2 separate regions of the Mus musculus genome follow, and region 1 is linked to region 2. A link is a contact called in ENCODE Hi-C or POLR2A ChIA-PET data. All regions are on one chromosome and are shown on one strand. Each heading gives the region's core, a stretch centred on a gene start or an enhancer-like site at or near the end of the contact. The rest is flanking DNA. Distances are from core to core; before and after follow the strand shown. Region 1 holds the start of Tie1 (tyrosine kinase with immunoglobulin-like and EGF-like domains 1). Region 2 overlaps Mpl (myeloproliferative leukemia virus oncogene).

Region 1 (6,751 bases), core at 296-2,795, 44 kb after region 2:
GTAGCCTTGGCTGTCCTGGAACTCACTCTGTAGACCAGGCTGGCCTTGAACTCAGAAATCCGCCTGCCTTTGCTGCCCAAGTGCTAGGATTAAAGGCGTGCACTACCACTGCCTGGCCTACAGTTTTTTCTTATGGGCTTCCATACCTCCCAAGCTTGCACTTGCTACTCTGTTGACTACCTCTCTTAGGGAAACCCTTCATGACTTTTCTGGTCCTGTGGCAGAGTAAGCTGACTCTCTTCTCAGTGCTTCTCAAAAGCTCTTGATGTCTGCTTCTGTCTGGCCCTCATTCCTGGCCTGTGTTTCCCACCAGACAGAACCACTCAAAGGCAGCCTCTGACTTCTAGTTCTCTGGTCAGCAGACTGAAAGGACCTGCCACCAGCATTCAGAAGCTTCTCCATGCCCTCTGTACACACAGCTCCATTTAAACAACAAACGTATCAACCTTTGGGAGCCCAGCATCATTTAGTTGTCATATGATAGGTTTAGGTGTTGCCATATTCTCAACTAATGGAACATCATTGGTGCTAAATAAATTTTATTATTATTATTATTGTTATTATTTTGAGACTGGGTCTCTCTATGTAGTTCTGGCTGTCCTGGGACTTGCTATGTAGACCAGGCTGGCTTCGAACCTCAGAGATCTACCTGCTTTTGCCTCCTGAGTACTGGAGTTAAAGCCACCATGCTTGTCTGTCCAATGAATTATTGATTAAGCCCAACACAGTTACTCGTGAGGTCCAAGTTGATGGCTGACTTCTGCCCCTACTCACCTCTCCCCCCTCCAGGCAGTGATTCCTAGCACCTGCCTGAGTTTTCCCCACCCTGACCTCATTCTTGGTGGATCAAAATCGTCATGACGCTATGACGACGACGATGATGATGATGATGTCAGTTTCTGCTTGTCCCTGCAATTTTTAAGTTGTGTTAAAATACACATACCCTAGAATCTACCGTTAGAACCACTTGTAAACAGTCAATTCAGTGTTAATAAATGCATTCATAACCTCATGTGAACATCACCACCCATTTCCACAGCTCTTGTTTTTGTTTTTGACGTAAGGTCTCCATAAGTCTTTATGGGGCTAACATGGAGTCCTCTGTGTAGTCTAGGCTGGCCTTCCAAGTGCTGGGATTAAAGAAGTCCACCACCACACCCTAACTGAAATGCTACACTCATTAAACAATAACTCTCTATTTCCCTTCCCCCAACCCATGCTCACCACCATATTGTGAGGTCTATTGCTAGGCTAGGCTAGGGTTTCTTGGGGGTCGGGGGCTGGAATTAAGGCCTTGAAATCAAGAGTCAGGGAGGAGCTCTGCTCACTCCAGGGAAGACTTACCAACATGAGAGGCCAAGAAAAGAGTGGGGAGCAGCAAAGAGGATCCCCACCAGACCATACTCTGGAAGCTGCCCTGGGCCAGCCAAGGCCAGCTGGGCCCGGGGTCAGTTGCTGTGGGTCTGAGTGTTCAGCCTGTCCAGCTCAGTGCACCTCGGTGCTGGGGAGGAAGAGGAAATGATGGTTAGGGTAGGAGGGGTGGCAGGGAGAGAGGGTGGGAAGAGTTGTCGCCTGTAGTCCTCCCGTGTCCAGCCCCCACAAGCCCGGGATGGGTGTGGCCTGGAAGTCTCTGGAAGGGGGGGCATTAGAGGTGGGAGGCAGGTTGTGACAAGGACAGATCTGGGGATGGTTGGGCTCTCTCTCCCATCCCTTCGGTCCCTTCCATCTGCATTGCTGGAGCACGGGAGACAGGAAAGGGAGGAAGCCAGTGGCTTCCGCCTATTGAGAAGGTTTGGAGGCAGGACATTGTTCTGGGGTCTCCCCTCCTCCCAGCACACACACGCTGGGAGGAGGGGAGACACACACACACACACACACACAAATACAAAATGAGGCTCACGTGACTCTTTTTTTTTTCAAAAGTAAACAAGAAACGGTCTCTGTAAGGTTTTAATGCTCAGTTTTCACAAACACAAGTTTCTACCCAATTTTACAACACACGATAAAATGTCCTAGTCTGTAGACTGTGCATTAAGTGTTCACTTCGGTAGCACACACACTAGAATTTGCATTATTCAACTCTTCCTCATATTCTTTTCCAATCTTTTAAAATCACCAGGAGTTTCTACCTAAGTAATATTCTACTGTATTTACATTTGAGTTGCATGTCTTCCGAGATCGGGCGCGTTCAGAGTGGTATAGCCGTAGACGAGTTGCATGTCTTAAGAACAAACGGAAATCCATGATATTTTGGTTAACTCAGTGTATTTACAAAATGAAAAGCTCTATCAAAATACTTTTCACTGGAAAAATAAATAGAACAGGCATTGGATCTACCAAAGTTCATATTCACTTTGGCCGATGTCAGTGTGGGACAGTTCATGACAGCACAATTTACCCTGATTTCCCCAGAGCTGACCAGCTTCCAAGCTAACTGTTAAATTATTTTACTGAGATTTTATTATGTTGTTATCTGGTTCATTCCAGATCATTGTCAGCCAGGCTCTGAGCACTTACAGTTCTCTGACTAACGGTCGGAAGCTTGGTCAGGAGCATCTGGAACACTGGTGGTGGAAGAGTCTGCTGGAACACTTGCAGCAGCTGCGGAGGCAGCAATGGCATTTGTCAGGTGGTCCACACCCTTCTCGTAGTCACCTTGTGCTAATAACCCTTCACCAAGCTGTGTCTCTTCAAGGAAGAATTTCTGAACTGCTTCAGCGTCTTTTAAATCAGGAAACTTGGTGTATTAGTCAGGGTTCTCTAGAGTCACAGAACTTACGGACAGTCTCTAGATAGTAAAGGAATTTATTGATGACTTACAGTTGGCAGCCCAATTCCCAACAATGATTCAGTCGCAGCTGTGAATGGAAGTCCAAGGATCTAGCAGTTACTCAGTCTCACGCAGCAAGCAGGCAAAGGAACAAGAGCAAGAGCTAGACTCCCTTCTTCCAATGTCCTTATATTGTCTCCAGCAAAAGGTGTAGCCCGGATTAAAGGTGTGTTCCACCACACCTTTAATCCCAGATGAAAGGCATAGCCCAGATTAAAGGTGTGTTCCTTAACTCGGAGATTCAATCTTCTGGAATCCATAGCCACTACGGCTCAAGATCTTCAAACCAAGATCCAGATAAGGATCTCCAAGCCTCCAGATAAGGGTCACTGGTGAGCCTTCCAATTCCGGATTGTAGTTCATTCCAAATATTGTCAAGTTGACAACCAGGAATAGCCACTACAATCCACCCCTTGTCAACTTGACACAAATAACATCTCATGTTCACATGAAACAATAACAAGGTTGTAAATACGCCTAACATGATATAACTATCCCTCGTACAATCGCAAACGCATTAGTAAATTTACAATGGGCATTCATATTACTTTATAATCCTCGTTTCTGCAACTGGTTACGTGGCCTTAATTGGTATTTATAACTACCTTCCTCTACTACCCATTCTGTATTTCCTTCTCCTTCAGCCAGCACCTCAGCAGGTCTTGGCTCTTTTCCTGGAGGATTGACCCATACCTTCATTCCTGATGGGTCTGCGTCCTTGGTCATCCTGCTTGGATTTGGCTGTTGTAGTTTCTCATTGACTTTAATCACAGGACATGGTAGTACTAAGAGACGCCCTAAGGGATCTCCTACACTCCAGACATAATCTTGCTTACCACCATTGTGAAGAGGTAATCCAATTTCCCCATGGTAATCTGGATCTATCACCCCTCCTAACACTGTTATTCCTCTTTTAGCCTGTTGGTTTAAGGGCATTAGAAGCCCAAAATGACCAGGGGGAAGTCTGAGCTTCCAGTTCAATGGAATGTTTGTTGTAGCTCCTGGTAGGAGCACTCCCCTCTCTGGAGCCAAAACTTCTAAGCCAGCAGAACCTAGAGTTATGGGGACAGGAAGCAAAAATTTTCCTAAAGGGTCACTAGGAGTGATAGTAAGTGGAACTATTCCATTTTCCACCCCTTGATTCCTGGACCCATGAATCCTGGCTATGGGTGAAACTGTACCATATATCGAGCGCTGATTCAAAGCATATACTGCCTTCTGAAGAACTCTGCCCCAGCCTTCCAAGCTGTTACCACCTAATTGGCGCTGTAACTGCATCTTCAAAAGGCCATTCCATCTTTCTATCAGACCAGCTGCTTCAGGATGATGGGGAATGTGGTAAGACCAGTGAATTCCATGATCGTGGGCCCACTGTCGTACTTCTCTGGCTGTGAAATGAGTTCCTTGGTCAGAAGCAATACTGTGTGGAATACCATGACGATAGATAAGGCATTCTGTCAATCCATGAATGGTGGTTTTAGCAGAGGCATTACGTGCAGGAAAGGCAAATCCATAACCAGAATAAGTATCTACTCCAGTAAGAACAAAACGCTGTCCTTTCCATGAAGGAAGTGGTCCAATGTAGTCAACCTGCCACCAGGTTGCTGGCTGGTCACCTCGAGGAATGGTGCCATATCTGGGGCTCAGTGTTGGTTTCTGCTGTTGGCAGATCTGGCAATCAGCAGCAGCTGTAGCCAGGTCAGCCTTGGTGAGTGGAAGCCCGTGTTGCTGAGCCCAAGCATAACCTCCATCTCGACCACCATGGCCACTTTGTTCATGTGCCCATTGAGCAATGACAGGGATGGCTGGGGAGAGAGGCTGACTGTCCACAGAACGGGTCATCTTATCCACTTGATTATTGAACTCCTCCTCGGCTGAAGTCACCTTTTGGTGAGCATTTACATGGGACACAAATATCTTCACATCCTTTGCCCATTTGGAGAGATCTATCCACATACTTCTTCCCCAGATGTCTTTCTCACCAATTTTCCAATTGTGATCTTTCCAAGTCCCTGACCATCCAGCCAATCCATTGGCTACAGCCCATGAGTCAGTGAATAATCGTACATCTGGCCATTTCTTCTTGGAAACAAACTGTAATACCATGTGTACTGCCCGAAGTTCTGCCCACTGTGAAGATTTCCCTTCACCTGTGTCTTTCAGGGTTGTCCCAGAAAGGGGTTGTAATGCTGCAGCTGTCCACTTCTGGGTGGTGCCTGCATAACGTGCAGAGCCATCAGTAAACCAGGCTCTAGTCTTCTCCTCTTCGGTCAGTTGATCATAGGGAACACCCCATGAGGCTATAGGTGCATGCTTGGCAGCAGATGGCATTGTAACAGGAGTAGAAACCATAGGCATTTGAGCAACTTCTTCATGTAACTTGCTTGTGCCTTCAGGACCTGCTCTGGCCCGATCACGTATATACCACTTCCATTTGATAATAGACTGCTGCTGTGCACGTCCCACTTTATGACTTGCAGGGTCTGATAGTACCCAGCTCATGATGGGTAGTTCAGGTCGCATAGTGACTTGGTGTCCTATTGTCAGACGTTCAGTTTCCACTAAGGCCCAATAGCAGGCCAAGAGCTGTTTTTCAAAGGGAGAATAGTTGTCTGCAGATGATGGTAGAGCTTTGCTCCAAAATCCCAAAGGCCTTTTCTGTGATTCACCTACAGGGGCCTGCCAGAGGCTCCAAACAGCATCTCTATCAGCCACAGACACCTCAAGTACCATCGGATCTGCTGGGTCATATGGTCCAAGTGGTAGAGCAGCCTGCACAGCAGCCTGGACCTGTTGAAGGGCCTTCTCCTGTTCCAGGCCCCACACAAAGCTAGCAGCTTTCCGAGTCACTTGGTAAATAGGCCTAAGTAACACACCCAAGTGAGGGATGTGTTGTCTCCAGAATCCAAATAGACCCACTAAACGTTGTGCTTCTTTCTTGGTTGTAGGAGGGGCCAGGTGCAATAACTTATCTTTCACCTTAGAAGGAATATCTCTGCATGCCCCACACCACTGGACTCCTAAGAATTTCACTGAGGTAGATGGTCCTTGAATTTTGGTTGGATTTATTTCCCATCCTCTGATACGCATATGTGTTACCAATGAGTCCAAAGTGGTTGCTACTTCCTGCTCACTTGGTCCAATCAGCATAATGTCATCAATATAGTGCACCAATGTGATATTTTGTGGAAGATCCAAACGATCAAGATCCCTTCTAACTAAATTATGACACAGGGCAGGAGAGTTAATATATCCTTGAGGCAAAACTGTGAAGGTATACTGTTGGCCTTGCCAACTGAAAGCAAATTGCTTCTGGTGGTCCTTATGGACAGGTACTGAGAAGAAGGCATTTGCCAGATCAATAGCCGCATACCAGGTGCCAGGAGATGTGTTAATTTGCTCAAGTAACGAAACTACATCTGGTACAGCAGCTGCAATTGGAGTTACTACCTGATTTAGTTTTCGATAATCGACTGTCATTCTCCATGATCCATCTGTTTTCTGCACTGGCCAGATAGGAGAGTTAAACGGAGATGTGGTGGGAACCACCACCCCTGCATCTTTCAAGTCCTTGATAGTGGCAGTAATTTCTGCAATGCCTCCAGGAATACGATACTGTTTTTGATTCACTATTTTCTTTGGCAGAGGCAACTCTAAAGGCTTCCATTTGGCCTTTCCAACCATAATAGCCCTCACTTTACAGTTCAGGGAACCAATATGAGAATTCTGCCAATTTCTGAGTATATCTATCCCAATTATACATTCTGGAACTGGGGAAATCACCACAGGATGTGTCCGGGGACCTACTGGACCTACTGTGAGTCGGACATCAGTCAAAACTCCATTAATCACCTGCCCTCCATAAGCCCCTACTTTAACTGGAGGGCCACAATGTTTCTTGGGATCCCCTGGGATCAGTGT
Region 2 (6,943 bases), core at 3,769-6,268:
GCTGGTACTATCAATACTTGCTGTCCATCGGGCATCGTCACAATGATGGGCTGACCCATCCCACTGGTTGGTATGGAGGGTAAATTCCCCAGCTGGATTCCATCAAGTACCAAAAGATGGGTGCCCTAGAGAACCGATATACCCATTGCCTCACAATGCTGAGGCTACAAGTGCCAGACCAAAAATGGTAGAGGGTGGTTCTCTTGGAGGTCTCTGAGGGAGAATCCGGTTCATGCTTCTCAGACTCCTGTTGGTTTGATGGTAGTTCTTGGTTTCTGACCATCTTCACTTGGCTTTCTTTCTCCTTCCCCCATCAAGGTCTGAAATCCTCCCTTCCCCCCTAAGAGTACCAACCATAGTGACTCATTTTAACTAATTTTGAATGTAATAACCCTGCTTTAAAAAAAAATCACAGTTGAGGTACTTGAATTTAAGATTTCAAAGTGGGGGCTGGTGAGATGGCTCAGCGGTTAAGAGCACTGACTGCTCTTCCAAAGGTCCTGAGTTCGAATCCCAGCAACCACATGGTGGCTCACAACCATCCATAATGAGATCTGACACCCTCTTCTAGTGTGTCTGAAGACAACTACAGTGTACTTACATATAATAAATAAATCTTTTAAAAAAAAGATTTCAAAGTGGACATTTTGGAGACAGGGGACACAATTTAACAATATCCTCCCATGGAATCCAAACAGAAACAAAGCTCTCAGGAACCCTCTGATACAGAGTCTGTGAATCAACCCTGTCCATCAAGGGAGAGAAGGGTGACGTGGGTCTGGGGTGGCAAACAGATGGCATACGGCATATTCATAACTCATCCTCTGCCATTAAAAGAATCTCTATTCCAAGAGACTCAGAACTAAGCATTTGAATAATTCCTCCACACCCTCCTGCTGAAAGTGAACCCGTCTTGTAGTTCTTCCCTCTAGGTCTGATGGGTCGTCCTTACTGCTTCATGTCTAAGGTTGGTCCCAGCTTCCTTACAAGCTCTGTGGCACAATGCTGTTCCTTGATGGCTTTACAAAAATCCCACCCTCACCTTTGGAAATGTGTCCTGTTCTGTATTAAGCGAGTCAATTTACCCAGTTCGTGCTGTCCATCTCTGCCAAGACCCTAACAAATTGGGTATATTTGGAGCTAGCAGAGATCCAAACATGGTAACATGATTGACAGTTTGAATGGCTCAGAGAAATCTGTAACCTGAGTGGTTTGAGTTCATTTACCACTGCAAAGTGTGGCATGCAGGGTCAAGGAAGCTGGCATGGAGTCAAGGCAACATCATTCAGAAAGGTTTCATTCAGACGATATTTATTGGAGGTCTGCCACCTATCATACGTGAAATAGTATTGAAGATGCTGGGGTGGGGGTGGGGGGTAAGGACAGATCCTAACCCTTGCCTTTCAACTCACTATCCAGGAGCAAGAAACAAATGTTAAAATCCACAGAAAACACTGTGGGATCTATCTATAGAAGTCTGGGCTGGAGATAAGAACTTTCTGATGGTCATCATGTAACAAAGGCCAGAATAGGAAGAGAAGAAATACTTAGGACATTAATTGGGGCATTTTAAGCATTGACTGTCCCAGCCAGTGTGTTCTCAATTGTTCACACTGCTCTATGGGGTTCTGTTATTATCCACACTTCGTAGATGAGAGGGAAAAGGCTCAAAGGCTATTTGCCTAAGTTTGCACAGCTAGCAGGTGTGAACGACAGGACCAGAACCTGGTTCTAGCTCCAGAGTTGGCTCTTTTGCTGCTAGTATGCTCAGAGAGGCAGGAACAGAACCAGGAAGGAAGGTGATACTGTGGCACCCAGGGTGGAGGAGGATGCCAAGAGAGATCAAATAAATAGATGACAGCAAGACCCCACTGGGTCTCATAATTAGAAGGCTTGCACAGTTCCCTTAACAGCAAGCTAGGGGACTCACTGAAGAACTCTTTAAAGCCTGTAGGAGATAGGGAAACAGAGACTTTCCCCACCCCCAAGGGTTTGGAGCTACAGGGCATGGCAACTTTAGTCACAGCAGGCAGATTTCTGTGAGTTTGAGGCCAGCCGTTTCTACATAGCAAGTTATAGGTCATCAGAGTTATATAATAAACAGTGTCTAAAAAATTAAAAAAATAAAAATAAACAGCCAGAGGAGCCAAGCAGCTGCAGAGACAGAGCTCTGGATTTGTGAGCAGCCATCTGGAGTGATCAGTGTTATAAAGCCAGAGGGGGAGTGGGGTGGCAACAGAATGGATGGTGTTGAGGATGGATAAGGTAGTGTGTAGGAATGTATAGGTCTGCAGTAGCATGGGGACTGCCTTCAGGGCTGCTGCCAATAGCTTAGTGGTAGGTAGGAGTGGTTGGCAATGTGTGTGGTGCAGCAGGACCCCGTCTCAGCCATGGGTGGACACACAGACAGGGGCATGGTCCGCAGGCAAGGTTGCAGTCCTCTGTAGTCCATCTGAGGTTGGGAGGGACACAGAGGTAAAGGAGTGCTCTCTGAGGACTTAGGGAGGATTTCCAGGAGGCTGGGTTCCACTTCTTCACAGCTATCGGTAACCGTGGCCTTAGACTGAGAGAGTCAAGCAGAAGAAACTAGATTAACCAGGAGTGGCTCAGGCTCCTGGGACACAGAGCAGGCCAGCCTGGTCTATTTAGCTAGTCCAGGGACAGCCAGGGATACACAGAGAAATCCTATCTCAAATAAAATAAAATAAAATAAAATAAAATAAAATAACTAGAGATCTTAGGGTATAGAGTGGGCTGGGTTTGCTTAATACAAATTAGATTAGGGAGTAACACTAAGGGATAGTAAGTATGGAGGCAAAGACCATGAGCAAGTTGCACTGTGGGACAAGAGTCATTGGTGGTGGGTGATTGGAGGAGGGAAGGGTTAGGGTGTACTTACAGGACTTAGGGCTGCAGTGTCTCTGAGGTACTGGCCTAGGACCCGGTGTAGGTCTGGAAGCGAGGGCCACAAAGCATGCCTCAGTCTCCTATCAGAGAAGGAAGAGAGAGGAACATGACTTGGGATTGAGTTGGGACCCATAAGGAGGGCCCTAAAGTGGGCCAGGAGGGGAGGCAGTGAGGCAGCGGAGTAAGTGTGAAGAGACAGGGGCATAGTCAAAGCGGGTTGGCCTGACCACTCTGCCAAGACAGTATGTCTTCGTTCCCCATCGCTAACTATCCCATGCGCTGGAGTTTTTCATTGTTACATTTGTTTGTTTTTACCCTAGTCCATGAGAACACAGGTTCCGTTTGAAAGCTTGTCTATTGTTCCAGACGTTACCCTAGCACTGAACCCACAGTAGGTTGTCCCACTCCTGTTACCCCAGCATTGAGCCCATAGTAGGTGCTTGTGAAAAAAAAAAAAACAGTGCTGTGTCTAGCTCTGGATGCTACTGCAGGGGGTTGTCTGTGAAGAGTGCAAATTAAGGATACTGGGGAGACTTCCAACTCTTGGGCAGCAGATTTATTTCCAAGTTGAAGGACTTCAGCCATAGGAGACTGGCCTCCTCAATGACCTTTCTGATTGTAGAAAGTAACCCAGTTTGCAACATCACTTCCTTCTTCTCCATCAACATTTTGGGGTGGGAAGGTGGGGGGGGGTGTCAGATAAATGGCTACCTTTGAATAAAGGCTCCATTCTAGACTGCTCTTACATAAAGGCAGATTAAAAGTTTAAAGAAAGTCAGGCGTGATGGCTCATGCCTGTAATCCTAGGACTCAGGGTGGGGCAGGGGGTGGAGCTGAGGCATGGGGATTGCAGTGACTTTGAAGTCATTCAGGACTATACAAAGACTTCCAGGCCAGCCTGGGCTACAAGTAAGATCCTGTCTTTAAAAAACCCAAAACAAAAAAAGAACATGTTCAAAGTGAGGTGTGGAGTGGAGTCCAGGAGCGGGGTCCTGTTGCTTGGCCTAGCCTCTAATCAAAACACGCTCTTCTATACTTTTGACTTCTGAGCTCAAGACTCAGCAGACAGTGCCAAGTGAAGGACTGTGGTGGTGTGCATTCTCTCGTCAGGTTTATAATGTCTCCTCAGCCCTCACATAAGTGAGTCATTCATTAGGGAACTTATTTAAGGGACTTCTACTTGGCAGACACTGTGCTGAGGGTTTAAAAATGGCAGAGTAAGGTCTGATGGGGAGGACACGCGAAGGGAGAAAAGCTGAGCTGGGAGTGTAGGACGGGGGTGAAGCGCGTGCTTAGCACGTGGGAGCCCTAGGTACAGCACCCTGCACCAAATAGATTAGTGCAGGAAAACACCACGCGGACACAAAGGAGCAGCCAATGAGGGGAGGCCAGGAAAGGCTAAGCTTAGCGAAGAAAGTTATTTAAAGATGAATGTGTAGTCAGCCAAAGAGGATATTCCAGACAGGAGGGTCATTATGGACAAAGGCACTGAGCAGAAAAACAACCCAACTGGAGTAACTCAGGGCTTTGGCAAGGCTGAGATTCTGTAGAGCCTTGTTGGGTTCTATCCTGGGGAGGTAGGCAGGTCGCCATGGAATTATGTGCGTTTGGAGACGCTCGCCAGGAAGAGAGAGAAGGGGCACTGTTTCAAAGAGTCAGGTAGTGTGCGGAGCCAGAGAAAGAAAGCATTGTTTGATCAGCTTTCCTGAGTCGGAATGACCAGGTTTCAAAGCCAACTGGATGGTGTGCGGATGGAGAGACACAAGAACCCTGATTTGGGCCAAAGTTGGACAGTAGCCCTGTCACTAAGTGAGCAGCCAGGAGGTGGGGCTATTGGAGGCGTCCAAGGAGTGGGCAGGTTACTGTGTAAGAACTTCACTCCCAGAGGCGAGCAGGAAGCAGCTGAAGAGGTAGGTGTGGATGTTCTGTGGTCCAGAAAGCGGTGTCAGCAAGTGACCCTAGAATACTTGTTCAGAGGCCACTGTCCTCACGGACCACACCCCACCATCCTTTTGGAAGGGCGGTACCTGTAGTGCGCAGGAAATTGCCACTTTAGCAGCAGTAGGCCCAGAAGGGCACTGAGGCTCAGCACCAGGAGCAGAGCAGTCACCAAGGTGATCCAAGCTAGGAAACAAAAAGCATCTGACCACGGCTGACCCTCGGCTCCACCCGGGGGCGTGCTGACTCCAGCCCTGGCTCCACCCTCAGCATCCGGTGAACTCAACACTGCACTGGGCTGCGCTGAGTTCTGAGGCTTGCCCATAGCCCCACCTATAGTGTAACCAGGTCCCCACGCAGCGTAGACCAGCTTCAGCCCTGCCCGTCCTCACCAGTCTCGGAGCCCGTGGACACCCTAGCTGGGGGAGACCAGGCGCTCCAGGGACCTTGGTAGGTGGGGCCGTTGAGCCTGGCACGCAGCTGCAAGCTGTAGCGAGCTCGGGGGCGCAGCTCTAGGGTCCCTCCCCGGGCACCGAGAGATGGCTCCAGCACCTGAGAGGAGCAACGTGGAGTGGGTCTGAGCCCAGGCTTGGAGCTGGCGTGATCGAAAGCTCTGCCTGAGATCAAGATCACACGAGGAACACACACACAGCCAGGCGCTCGCGCACACAGCTGTGCATTCTTCCCCAAGATGTGAGGATCCAGCTACAAGCGCAAACCATCCCCACTAGTCCCGCCTTGGACACTCTAAAAGACACGCTTTTCTCTTCAGAGACACACAAACCGTGCCATAAGTACTATACTGCAGAGGACACCAGATTTGTGCAAGGTACCAGGACTACAAACATTATTTTTTGCGAGCAGGGATACTATTATACGCTTAGCAAACACTCCAGTTGCCTAGGATATGCCAAACACTGAGCTAGGTCCTAGACAAGTGAAATACATCGTTTCATCTAAAGAGGGAAGCAGAAAATCACAATTAGTGCAAGGCACCGAGGGAGCACAGTGAAACAATGCTGCTTTAGTGCGCTAAGAGAACAGAAGGTCAAAGGGAAGACTAGGAATGAGGAGTGTTAACACATTATGCAAATTACTCATTGGTAAATAGCAGGAAGAAGGAAAGAAGGTAGCAAGAATGTTTCTAGGCTTGGGTATTGGGTAAGAGGTGGCTGTGGCGCCACTGACAGAGCTGAGAAGTCAGCTCCAAGAGAATACTAATGGGTCTACTTTATAAAGTTTAACTCCAGTCAGTCAGATTGATGGTAATGGTAAGACAGCAGTCATCTTTGCTTACTATGCAGTATATAGACAGAAGGAGTGAATGGAAATTATATATGTTATATATACATCTGGGTGATTGACAACTTGGCTACATGAATGGTATACACAGGGAAATTTAATGCTATATTTATGAACTATATATAGTAAAAAAGTACAACTCAGGAAGAAAATTAATTTATTTCTGATAATTGTATCTGGTCTGTCTAGGAATGAAGCTGTTTGCTTGGGTTGTCTTGCAGGAAGATGAGTGTGTTTGTGTGTGTGTTAACTGAGAATAAAAACATTGTTTAATTGTGTAACTAGTATCTCTCTATACGCCAAGAAGTATGCTAGGAATTGATATACAAAATGTTTTTTTTTTTTTTTTTTTTTTTGGTTTTTCAAGACAGGGTTTCTCTGTGTAGCCCTGGCTGTCCTGGAGCTCACTTTGTAGACCAGGCTGGCCTCGAACTCAGAAATCCACCTGCCTCTGCCTCCTGAATGCTGGGATCAAAGGCGTGCGCCACCACTGCCCGACACGAAATGTTTTTAGATTTATTTACCATGTATATGTTTTGTCTGCATAAGCATATATGAATCAGGTGTGTGTCTGGTGCCCTCAGATCCCTGAACCTGGAGTTATGGATGGTTATAAGCTGTCATGTGGGTGCTGGGAACTGAGCTTGGGTACTCTGCAGAAGCAACAAGTACCCTTAATTGCTGAGCCATCTCCCCAGCTAAAAAAAAAATTAAAGATAAATTATATTTAATTTTTATCTAACTCCAAGACCAATAACTTTCTCCCCATTTCACCAATGAGGAGACTTCAAATTTT

The links. Hi-C counts contacts between places; a loop is a spot of excess contacts on that map. ChIA-PET counts read pairs that join two places held with the same protein, here RNA polymerase II (POLR2A).
Region 1: a loop to region 2 is called in a map of heart, with 2.4 times the contacts of the local background. The contact joins the promoter of Tie1 here to the enhancer-like site in region 2. A Hi-C loop is called at or near these places in 6 of 37 maps with a recorded cell type or tissue (heart and mouse embryonic stem cell). POLR2A ChIA-PET finds 5 or more read pairs at or near these places in 1 of 5 experiments (embryonic stem cell).

What each region holds. Positions count from the first base shown.
Region 1 is chr4:118,488,304-118,495,054 of GRCm38, forward strand. It overlaps Tie1 (tyrosine kinase with immunoglobulin-like and EGF-like domains 1), which reads right to left and starts at 1,546. Exons shown (of 23, transcript NM_011587.2): 1 at 1,345-1,546. The coding sequence starts at 1,402. It also overlaps the pseudogene Gm12859.
Region 2 is chr4:118,441,118-118,448,060 of GRCm38, forward strand. Mpl (myeloproliferative leukemia virus oncogene) reads right to left here. Exons shown (of 12, transcript NM_010823.3): 9 at 5,238-5,397; 10 at 4,935-5,031; 11 at 2,900-2,987; 12 at 1,298-2,563. The coding sequence ends at 2,312. Among named protein-coding and RNA genes, the nearest start is that of Cdc20, 7.2 kb to the left of the region's middle. Within about 2 kb of position 5,019, at least 1 of the 3 ENCODE cell types and tissues checked has a DNase peak (open chromatin) inside an H3K27ac peak, as active enhancers do; it is heart, where a contact is called at or near this core.